Linked DNA regions of Homo sapiens: region 2 is linked to region 1. The links are chromatin contacts, found by Hi-C in ENCODE. All regions are on one chromosome and are shown on one strand. The core of a region is the stretch at or near the end of the contact, and the rest is flanking DNA. Distances in the headings are between cores, read along the strand shown.

Evidence for each region. A loop is a pair of places that touch in the nucleus more often than their neighbours do. Pooled maps may share reads with other maps.
Region 2: a map of ascending aorta shows a loop between it and region 1 (3-fold over the local background). The contact joins two enhancer-like sites. A Hi-C loop is called at or near these places in 1 of 168 maps with a recorded cell type or tissue (ascending aorta) and 7 of 50 pooled maps.

Annotation. Positions count from the first base shown.
Region 1 is chr11:112,586,562-112,592,803 of GRCh38, reverse strand. No RefSeq gene overlaps it. Among named protein-coding and RNA genes, the nearest start is that of LINC02764, 34 kb to the right of the region's middle. Within about 2 kb of position 3,448, at least 3 of the 41 ENCODE cell types and tissues checked have a DNase peak (open chromatin) inside an H3K27ac peak, as active enhancers do.
Region 2 is chr11:113,160,430-113,166,343 of GRCh38, reverse strand. All of the region lies in intron 1 of NCAM1 (neural cell adhesion molecule 1), which reads right to left. Among named protein-coding and RNA genes, the nearest start is that of NCAM1-AS1, 110 kb to the left of the region's middle. Within about 2 kb of position 3,548, at least 8 of the 41 ENCODE cell types and tissues checked have a DNase peak (open chromatin) inside an H3K27ac peak, as active enhancers do.

The sequences.
Region 1 (6,242 bases), core at 2,199-4,698:
GAGTATTTTACTATATAGCAATGGATAACTAAAGCTAGCATAGATAGAAGGCAAACAAGCAGCTTACGAGGTATAGGCAAAACCCATAGGATGTGTGAAGTGTAGATGATGAGTGAGTAAGCAGCTTGTGAGACAGGCAGAATTCATAAGATATGCTAATTATAGCTACTGAGTTAGTAACCTGTAAGACATCCTAAAGATATATACTGTAAATGGGACATATAATAAAACAAATCAGAGTGTTATCTACTAACTATAGATAGAAAGTCATAGAGATAACAAGTCATAATCATGCCATCTCTGGGCTAAAAGCTTTATCAACTCTAAATTAGGTACCCATTGATTGACACCCACAGGGTCTCATTTTGGCCCCAGGTGCTCTGTATAAGAAATGCAAATAAGGCCGGGTGCTGTGGCTCACACCTGTAATCCCAACATTTTGGGAGGCCGAGCTGTTGGATCACCTGAGGTCAGGAGTTTGAGACCAGCCTGGCCAACATGGCAAAACCCCATCTCTACTAAAAATACAAAAAATTAGCCAGTCATGGTGACGGGCACCTGTAATCCCAGCTACTTGGGAGGCTGAGGCAGGAGAATTGCTTGAACCCTGGAGGCAGAGTTTGCAGTGAGCCAAGATTGCACTGCAGCCTGGGCGACAGAGAGAGACTCTGTTTCAAAAAAGAAAGAAAGAAATGCAAATACATTCTCGACTGTTCGGAAGGCTAATTGGCAAGCTGTAGCTATAGCTAAGCAAACTTGTTTTAGCCCCCATATTCCTCCTGTCAGACAGCAAAATTATGCTTTGGCCCAAGAGATCTTTGGTGTGTATTTGGCCTTCTTGCTCAAATCTCAATTGTGATCCTCATAACCACACCATCAGCAGGGAAGGCTGATGCAGCAGAGAGAGGGAAGATACACAAGCTTATATACCCCAGGATCCAAGGAGTATGGTGCTTCCACCTGGCAGCTCCCATCTGAAGTGAGCTAACCTACCCTATCCCTCTCCCCTTGCTGTTGCTTTGGGTTTTCAACAGATTTAGTAAACTGTGAGTTTAAGCACTTTAATTTGGCCCGTGAATCCTCCTATTCTGACACCTCTGACAGAACTTATCTAGTAGAGTATGCAGAGGCCACATTGCATTAAGGTAATTTCTCACATTCCTGGAACCTTGGAAAAGCCACTTCACTACTCTGATTCTCAACCTTCCCATTTAAAAACAGGAGCTAATACTACATGCTTGACAGTGCTTTAAGAATAAATGAGACACTTGGGAGAAGAAATAATGGAGTGCCAGGCACAAGACAGGTGCTTACCAAAAAATTATTCCTTCTGTTTTAGGTGACCCTGTAACTGTCTCTAACCTCAGCCAGGTCATCCACTGAAAGAGTATTGTAATACCTACCTCACAGTTGCTCTGAGGATTAAATAAGGTAACATTTCTGAAAGTATCTAGCACAGGACCTTGGTAGATGGCCAATCCATTTAAATTTTCTGTCTTTCTTTCCTTACAAATAAAAAAAAAGTATAACAGCTGCCTCTGAGATATAATTTCAAAATTGTGGAAATCCCTCCATCCCCATCCCCAAGTCAGGTCACAACCCTCATCTACTCCCCTGCCTCCCATTCCTTTGAAGGGTTAGGGCTTTTGTTCCTTAATGGAGAATTACAACTCATCCTGGAGGAAGAAACCAAATGACTTAAATTCACCCTAAGACACAAATGACTAACAATAGATCCTTGCTCAGAGGGAAAGACTTTATTGGGAAAGGGAGGAGGGAGTAAGAAGACAGGGTTCAGAGGAAGGGCAGTCAGAAGTGAGAGTAGAGAAAGGCCTTCAAAAGGGAGGCCTGGATACAAAGTCATAACAAAGACACGCTTAGCCCTGTGGGTCTGACAGGACAGGACAGGCCAAGAGAGCCCCTCCTTCAGAGAGTCCTTCTCAAAGACAGCCTCCCTCAGCGAGAACATCCTTCAGAGAGCTGCTCCCAAGGACAGCTCCTCACTTAGAGAGCCCCCCTCAGGGAGCACCTCCCTCAGACAGCCCCTCCCTCAGACAGTCCTCCTCAAAGAGAGGCCCCCTCAGACAGCCCTTTCCTCAGACAGCCCCTCCCAAAGACAGCCTCCCTCAGGGAGAACCTCCTTCAGAGAGCCACTCCCAAAGACAGCCCCTCTCTTAGAGAGCCCCTCTCAGGGAGCACCTCCCTCAGAAAGCCCCTTCCTCAGACAGTCCCTCCGAAAAAAGCCCCTCCTCGGAGAGTCCCTTCATCCAAGAGCTCCTCTCAAACAGAGTCACTTCCTCAGACAGCCTCTCCTGAGAGCCCCTCTCACAGAGCCTATCCCTCAGAAAGCCAGTCCCTTGCAGAAGATGTGAAGCCCTTTTCAGGTGCAGGAGTCAACAACCAAGAATGGAGCGAGCATTCGAAGGAAAGGAGTTGCGACAGCAGGAACGGTTCATCTCCCCCAGAAAGGACCACCGCTCTCCTGTCCTTAGGGCTTCTCCTTGGCCTCAGGATAAGGAAGAGGATTGTAGGATTTGCCACTCAGACCAAAACTGGCCCTCCAGAGTGGATTTCAGGCTAGACCAACAGAGTCCCAGAGCACTGTGGCAGCATAGAGGGAGACTGCAGCCTGCCGTGGGAAGCACATTAGGGTTTAGAGGCAGAAGTTCTGATTTCAAATTTCAGCTTCACACCTTATCAGGGCTGTGTCCTGCACAAGTCTATAATGTGTCAGTCAGCATCACCAGAGCAAAATGGCGGTCATCACACTACTTGCAGAGCAGATTTGCCTGGCAAAGCTTAAGCCTCCCACCCCCTTCACCTCATGGTCCTGGGATCGTGGGGAGTTTCTGTGTGGAAGTGTTCTGGGGGAAGGGGAAGTCTGGCTGACAGGGATGGAGGGTGTGTTTGTGTGTGTGTGTGTGCATGTGTGGAAGTGTTTCTATATAAGCATTTCTGATAAACTGCTTGAAGAGATCTCAAAAGAGACCTGACTTTCTAGGGCTCTAGTGATTTTGTGTGTGTGAGATTCATTTTGTGTCATTCTGAATCAAGATTCACTTTTGTGTTTGTAATTTTATTCTCTTTTTCTTAAAGCCACCTCCCTCTAATTGTACAAGCTTCAAACCCCACAAAGCCTGGATCCACCTAAAGTCCTCAGAGGGCTGTCACATGGATAAAATGAAGTGCCCCCTCAAAAAGTGATCAACTCACCTAGAAGTAGAAATTGATGCTTACTAAATCTGATTCGGTGGTCCCCTTTCCATCTGCCCACCCAGGTGAGGTGCGGTAAGAAGAGACAGGCAGCCCAAGAGGCCTCCCGCAAGTTCAGAAACAGATTACAGAGTTGGCAGGGAGTCTGCTGCTCTCCCACCAGGGCCCCTCTGCTCAGACAGGGCCAGATGATGTAGTGACTTTATTCAGTGGATAAACATCCAATTCAGCTTGCTGGAGGCCCCCCAGCCTCACATTACTGTTGACACAAAGCAGATTCCCTTTCTCTAAACCACTGTTTATATTTTAGCCAAGTGTCCTACATAAATCTCAGATCCAACCATCAGACTCTCTGGCTGCTACAGAAATGATCAAGACCAACGAGAGAAAACAGCCTAATAAGGAGCTTACAGAAGGAGCTGGGGGTATCTCTAAACGAAAGGCTGCCTTGGGGGTACATACCAGGCAACCCAGTTCTGAGACTCTCCAAAACTGGGGGCCAGCACAGACTTGGAAGCACCTGCAGCTAAAATAAAGGGTCTTTTAAAGAACTGGGTCTCAACCAGGGCACCAGGCCTATGAAATATACATTCAGTTCAACTCAGGTTCACAGAACATTCTCAAGTCCCAATTCAGTCGTTCTAGGAAATATGTAGGCTGGGTTCCAGTTCAGACATATTTTTCAATAGGTGTTTTTTTTTTTTTATTTTCAGAAAAAAAATAAATAGAATACAAACTTTGTAATAATAGCTTTGTGGTTCCATAAATTAATATTAGTGCTTGGTTAGAGCTCAGCACAGTTGTGTGGTAAATTGTGGTTTGGGGCTCAGGGTCTGGCTGAGGTCCCTGATTTGAAGGCCTCAAAGCCTGGAGAGCTGTGGCTTAAAAGGACAATGGAGAAATCTTTTCCTAGCAGTAGGAGCTAGCAGCTGAATGCACTTCATCTTGACTCAGCAAGGGACAGTTCAAACACCACTCCCCCAGCTGTAGCTTTTGGGTGAGGTCTCTATGTCTTTTCTGCCGTAGTCATGTGTGGATCATAAATGGCCTAGCCCAAAGCAGCTGTTATTTTAAAGAATAATTAAAAGAGCAAGAGTAATCCCTGGGGCATGGAGGAGGGGAGAGGGTATCTTTATATTCAGACGTTCTGGACTTGATTATAAATCCTAGAGCTTGGCTGCTCCACGGGGACCACGCTTCTCTAGGCTACCCGTCTACATGATTAACTGACTACTGCCATCTAGTGGATATGGAGGCCTTTGAAGTTCTAATGACTAATGTGCAGGATGTTGGGCATTGATCTTAAGAGAAGCTATGCTTAATTAGGGCAGCAGATCTCAGGGCGGCCTGTAGGTAGGATTACAGATCAATCACCCTGGAATATCCCCATACGCAATTTCTCTTTTCTGACAGAGATTAAAAGAGAAAAAAGAAAAAACTCAGTGCCTGTGGGTCATCAATGTTCTGAAGTTTATTTGGCAATTGAATCAAAACTGACATTCTGAGACATACAAAGGCTCGATGTGAAGACTACGGATAACAGCCTCACTGCTGTATTCTGAGAGGTCCATGCCGGCTGCTGCAGTAGCCAGACTGGTCCTTGGGCATGGCTGAGGTGGAGGGAAGAAGCCCTCAGCTAGCAAACAGAAATCTCAGCCTCTACAGCCATTCTCATGTAGGGCTGTGCCACCCTGTCCAGGCAGCCCCCAGGGCTTGGCCCCTGGGCAATGGGTATGAAATGCCCTTTTCTGGGTAGGGAAGAAAAAAGGGGCTAGGCCCAGACCCCGGAACTTCACCTCTGTCAGAGCTTCTGTTTACCTGCAATGGCTGTTCCCCCGACAGACACATATCTATAGATGTTCACTTTCAGACGCTAATCTGGAATTTTCAGAGAGTTTAAAAGATGAAAGATTAGCTACTTAAAGAATCAGCAAATATGTATAAATTCATCTTTAAGATAAATGGGAAATTTGGCAGGACTCAAAATATTTGAATCAACAACCACATATGGACACAGACCAAATCTACACAAAGCATTTGGGTAAAGCCTGCAAATATTTCTTTTTCAGTTATTGCAGCTTCAATTTCTCTTAGATTACAACCCAATCCCATCCCCTTTGCCCAGTGAGGCTATGAGGTTTCTGTCCAAAGCTGGAAATGGACCCCAGTCACTCCTTACTTCCCCTACCACTCCAGGCTTCAGTTTCCTCATCTGGAAAATGAACCAGTGGATCTGATTACCCCTGAGATCTCTTCCAGGTGAATTTGAATGCTTCAAGTCTAAATTTTCCTTTGCAAGATTTCCTCAAGTTTTGGCAGACGTGTGTTAAAGGCCTGGGGTGGACTGAACTCAGGATCTTTTACCATCATCTGGAGTGCTTCCCAAGGAGCATTTCATCCAGAAAAGGAGATTGTTTCAGGTTGAATATGACTTGAGCGCCCATCAGGTAAGATGTGTTAAAACAATTTTTGTACAGCAGGCCTAATGATAAGACAGCCTACCTGGGCTCCAGCCTGCCTGTAACTGTGTGAACTTAGCAAGTCCTTCACTCAGTCAGACTTTGCTTTCTACATCTGAAAAAGTCAAAAGAAAGAAAATAAAAACCTCAGCCTACCTCCCTCTCAGGGTTGTTACAAGGGAGAAAAGAGCATAAACAGATGCAAGAAGTGCTTCCTTAAAGAGTTCAATATGAATTGTTTTTCTGTTTAGGTTATGTTAAATCTATTTCATATTATTAATCCCTTCCAGATGACACCCATCAAACAAACACCCAAATGGTCCATGTCTGAAAGACCACAGACTTTTCTTTTGGGAAAAAAAAAAAAAAAAGCTAGGCCAAGCCTGAGATACATCGGGCTTTCTAACAACAGGGAAATTTGGCTCTTCTTTGGGCCTGTTCCTTTTTGTCCTGGAGGCTTGTTAATCAGCTGCAGGCTGCATTTTCCTTAAGAATTCAGGCTAGTAGTCAGTTAGTCATGTAGACAGGGGTAGCCTAGAGAAGCATGATGTCCATGGAGCAGCCAATGGA
Region 2 (5,914 bases), core at 2,299-4,798, 570 kb before region 1:
GATTTTCAGAGTCCCTCATCTGCAAATCCCTTTCACAGATCTTGACCCTAGCAACTATGCTGGAAGGCAGCTAGGACCATGGTTGAGATCCAGCCCTATGCCCCTCCACTGTCTTCCTGCTGTTGCCTTTTTGCTATTTTTCTGATCATTATCACATTTCCCAGGGAGAAGGCGGGAAATATAAACAGGCGTGGAAAGAAATCAGTCAATTTTGCCCGGGCGCGGTGGCTCACGCCTGTAATCCCAGCACTTTGGGAGGCCGAGGCAGGCAGATCACGAGGTCAGGAGATCGGGACCACCCTGGCTAACACGGTGAAACCCCGTCTCTACTAAAAATAAGTAAAAATAAAAAAAAAATTAGCCGGGCATGGTGGTAGGCGCCTGTAGTCCCAGCTACTTGGGAGGCTGAGGCAGGAGAAAGGAGAATGGCATGAACCCGGGAGGCAGAGCTTGCAGTGAGCCGAGATCACGCCACTGCACTCCAGCCTGGGTGACAGAGCGAGACTCCATTTCAAAAAAAAAAAAATCAGTCGGTTTTGCTATTTAGGAGCAAGAGAAACCGGACCAGGCGAGAAGCCAGGAGAGAGCCAGTGGTGGTCTTCTCTACACTGGGGCTGAGCTACCACAGAGGAGTACAGACAGCCAGAGCCTTCCCCAACCAGAGAAACCAGAGGTTTCTTCACTCAGGCATGGACAATAGGGTCGTAAGGGTGCAGGAAAACATTCTACTCTCATAATGGTCCCATCGGGGGTGGGGGAAGCAAAGGCTATATAGATCCCAGCTACGACCAGATGTCTCAAAGGTTTAAACTGCAAGTCTTGAACCTGCTTTTAAAATGAACTACAGGCCCTGACTTAGTCTGAGAAGTGGAGATTCTTAGTACTTCCCATTCTCTGCTTGTAAGACAAGCAGAAGGCCTGAGGCTGAATCAAAACAGACTAAGTGAGTCTACTCGGAGCCCAGAGACCACAGTGGAGATTCTGGATCTTAGCTCTAAAGAGGACTTAGAAATTATCTTTTTGAACAGGTGCATCAGAAAGCGATTGGCCTTTTCCAAATTCATCTAAGTGGATGGGGTGGTTTTACTTAAATTTCCTTTTCTTTCTAAGTGACTTTCTAAGTCACTTTCTACCTTGTGGAGGGTCCTGAATAATGGAAAGGTGGGTTCCACAATGCCACAGGCTACTTCACAGCCACCTTTTTCTAACTTCTGTTCTCCCCACAGACACGTTTCCATTGTCATGCTGGGTGCTTGCTGCCAATGAGCAGACAGTGGGTCCCTGTGATATCGTGACAAAATTAGAAACATATATTTTGTCTTTGACCCCTGTTGCCAACATACAGCTCCTACTCTCTTAGAATTTCCTGGGTGATATAGGAGAGTCTTTTGTTCAAATTAGTTGACTTTCGGTGGGCTCCTGGCTGGGGTTGGTCATCAGGAAGACCAAATCATGATTAGAAGGTTGGAGCATTCAGCCCTGCTCTACAGCCTTTGAGAAGGGTGGAAGGATTGGAGATTGAATTAATAATGGATCCTGCCTACGTGATGAAGCCTCCATAAAAATCTCTGAAGTGCAGGGTTCAGAGGGTTTCTGGGCTGCTGACCAGGCAAAGGTTCTGGGAGGATGGTGCACCCAGAGAAGGCATGGAAGCTCTGAACCTCTTTCCACACACCTTGCCCTGAGTACCTTTTCATCTGGCTGTTCAACTATATCCTCTGTAATATCCTTATCCTTTATCATGAATCAGTAAATGTAAATATGTGTTTCCCTGAGTTCTGTGAGCCATCCTAGCAATCATGGAACCTAAGGAGGGGGTTGTGGGAACCCTGATTAATGGCTGGAGGGTCAGAAGCAAAGGTCACAACCTGGGACTTGCGACTGAAATGTGATGTGAGGGCAGTCTCGTGGGACTGAGCCTTTAGCCTGTGGGATCTGACTCTAACTCCAGGTAGACAGTGTCAGAAATGATTTAAATTATAGGACACCTTGTTGGTGTTCACTGGAGAATTGCTTGGTGTGTGGGAATGCCCCTGCCCCAACATCTCATGTCAGAAGTGAAGTATTAGAAGTGAGTATGGGTATTGTAGGAGAAAACAAGTCAGTTTGTGTTTCTTACCATGGAGTCCTCTTCTCCACTCTTAGTTCAGAGTGCAGTGCTAAGTGCAGACTGCAGAGCATGTACCCCCATGGAGTCCTCTTCTCCACCCTTAGTTCAGAGTACAGCGCTAAATGCAGACTGCAGAGCATGTACCCAGAGGCATCTGGTCTACCTGCAGTGATATCTGCACAAGGGGAGGGAGGATGCTCCATCCAACCTTGCAAGATAATGTGGTGTTCGGCAATCCCATTCAGTGGCCATCTGGGAACATGCCAGTGGGTAGGGTCCTACAGTTGTCTCTTCTCATGGCACCCAGCACCTCCCTTGTGAAATTCCTCCCAATACTTGCTCACTCCCTCTCTTCTCCCCTTCACTGCATACTCTAGGGTGTTGAGACCAGCTCTCATTTGCACAGCCCGGCACCCGCAGCACTGGGCATACTGCCTGGACACTTACGTCTTCAGGGCAGTTGAACCCTGACACTTTCTTCTTTCGATCTTAGCCAGGTCTGAGCAAAACTTTTCTTTAACTCCATTCTAGATGTTCACTTCTTATCCAACAAGCAGAACGCTCCTCAACATACGGTTTTCCCTCTTGGCAGACAGCAAAGGGCACTCCCTACTGGCCTCTCTGAGACAAGGCTGGACACATCTCTTCCTTTCAGAGTATTACCATTCACCAGAGAGATGTCTCATCCCTAACAAATTGCTTTCCATAACACTCTTGACAATTCCCAGGAGAAGAACCTCAGAACCTCAGACCTAGCTCTGAACTCTCTGGCTTTGAGGACCAGGTCAATAGCGAAACCACAGAGGTCAAAACTGTGACATCCTATTCCCCTGGGTGAAGAAAAAGGTTCTTATTATAACAAAGGCATTAAATCTGCCTGGCTGACCCGGCTGCTGAGCCAATACTGATGCAAAACAGCAGCATGGGTGGTTTTTTTTCCAGACTTTTTCAGCACTTTTGCGGTATTTATTTTACAGACAGAAAAAGATATGCCACAGCCTAAGAAAATTACAACCCTGACTCCAATTCCCAAAGGTCTTCTCTGCCTTTCTTCTGGAGGGCAAGAAGACATCTTCTCTTGAGCAGAAGGAGGTCAGCAGAGTTTGAGGTTGCCAGATGAGGCTGCACTTGGATTTGCCCAAACTTGCTTTCCTCTAAGACAGTGGTTCTTCACCCTGGCTGCACGGAGAGCTTGAAAAATACTTAAGTCTGAGCCCTACCTGTGACTAGGGGAATTTGAGTGTGAAGGGATGGAGAGGGCGTTAGTAATTGTTAAGAGTCCAGGTGATTTTCCCATGCAACCCAAGCTGAGAGCCTCTTTCCCAGAGAGCCAAAGCAATGAACTGAACGTCCATTTCGAATTTCCATGCGGAATATGTGCTCGGGTGGCCACTAGGGTGGCGTGTTGAATCGTTAATGAGATCGCGTCTCCACTGCCTGTGTCTTGTGGTCTGCCCACTGAGAATATGCCCCGTGACCGTAACTAACAAAGGAAGAACAAACAGGGCAGAATCCAATAACATTCCTGGTGGAGACAAACATTTAGACAGTCCCACATTCATTTTTTTCTTTTTCCATTACATCACTGCTATCCCTCCACAGCAATTCATATTTATCTCAAAAATCCATTAAAACAATTTTTTTAAATGTTATTTGTTCTAGAAGAGTGACATCATGGGCTGGCTTTCCATGTAATTTAGAAAAGAAAAATGGATTCTTCCATTTTCACCTCCAGTAGTTATTAGGCCAGAAGCAAGCACTGCAAAAACAATCTCTAAGATAACAGCAGGCGCCTTGGTCTCCTGACTTCTATGTTAGCAGCCAGCAAGGGCAGCTTCATTATGCACAGGGCCCTGCTCCTACACTGCAGCAGGCACCTGGAGCCTGAGATGGGATTTTTTTTTCATTTTTTTAAACAAATAAATGACAAGACAAAAAACATGCTTCTAATGACTGGAAACCAAAAAGACAAAGGGGTTGCTATAATATCATGTTTTGATATTTTTAGCTTTGTTTGCAAAGGCTAAATTACAGTAGGCCCCTGGCCTTGTTCCTGTAGCAATTGCCTGGTAACACACCATAACCATCTCAGGCTGCTCCTCCCCCCAAGGAACTACAACTCAAAATTACAGATTATACAGAAATAAAACCCCATAATTGCTTGTTTGTTTGTTTTACTTAAATGATCCTGACTTCCTAGCATAACACCCTTGAATTCTGAAAATATCTCGAACAGCAGTTCACCTGGCACACATGCAAGATTTCACGTTGTTTGCAGGAAGCGATCCAAGCCAAGGTTTCAGGGGAAAAAAAATCAGTTCAGGGGATGGACAAAAATGACCAGCTGCTCCCTGGCATAGAAGGCTCTGCAGAAGCCCAGCCTACTCTATGGAGCTCAACCACAGTGCTTCTCCACCTTCTCTTCTCCCTCAGTTCTGCTGCAAGCCACTAGAAACCTACACACTCCAGGTTCTGCTGAATGATGGGCAAAGGGGGTGGGCGGGAAGCCAAATCAACAAGAGTTTCTTTTACTACATCCTCATGCTTAAGAGGAAACAAGGTGACTTTCTTTACTAGCATGACATACTGACCATACTCAACAGGCAGGGGGATTTTATGTGGTTTATCTATGATAAAAGCACTAAATGTTTTTTATAAGAGGTTTAACCTGATTACAAGATTGATCAGTCTCAGGAATAAACTGTCCAAAAATGAGAACAGAATCAGGATAAGGGAGCCCATGTATTTTTGATAACTCAGTAATTGCACATTTGACAGGAAGAATACACTCCAGCAGCCTCTTATGAACACCTGGAACTCTTTCGGGGGCACAGGGTTTGGCAATAACAAGAAAAAAAAGAAAAGAATTCCAAGTCCAAGGTATGACATGCACCAATTTTAAAATACTATGTAGATGTAAGGAGCAGAAATGAAACGTTCTGAAGAAAGAAGTAAAACGTTCTGAAATAAGATTTTTTTAATCTACAAAGAAACTCCCTGTAGTTTATAATTTTCATTTTATAAGATGAAAGTAATCATCTCTTGGGGGGCTCTTTTGATTCCCTACTCTCTTTTCTCCTAGGTGGCAGAGATTTTCAATTTTTTTCTAAAACGGATGGTCTGTGTAGATCACGATCATGTGTAATTCAGTACTGTCCCTCAACTCTCTTCTCTTGTGAGATGGCAGTGAAGACAGAACCCAACTTCCCACGTATTCTTGTGACGGAGCTTGCACAAACACATCCATAGGGAGTGGGAGTTGTGCATCTCAATGGACAAGAAGATAGTTTAATTTAAACTCTCGAAAAAGCCCTAGAGGAACTATCAGGGAACAGACAAGGCCCAGACAGAATTTATGGCTGACTTAACCTTGTAAAAATTCCCTGGGCCAGCAGAGTCCAGCGAGCTTGGGCTTCATTGTACAATCTGTGGTGAATTCCTTCCAGAAACTGCACTCTATAAGCAGAGCCCTCAGTGACCCTCTTTGTTTGGAACCGGTACAGCCATCTGCAACTGCAAAAGCAATCATTTTAAGTGCTCATGATGAACACCTAGGGCAACCACTGGCACAATAACACAGGCAGTTTCTGATGCAAAAGTGCCGAATGCCAAGTGGGTTTGAGGCTTTGTATTGGCTGCTGTTGACAAAAAGTAAAATCAGTTCAGGGGAAGAAATGCTCTGGAGTTTCTCTTTATTGAAGATCAGTAACATGGGTTGTGTCTGATTCTTTCATAATCCCTGCAAAACTCTGCAGTTCCAAGTTCACTCCCACTGCACATGATTTGGGATTTTGTACCAGTGCC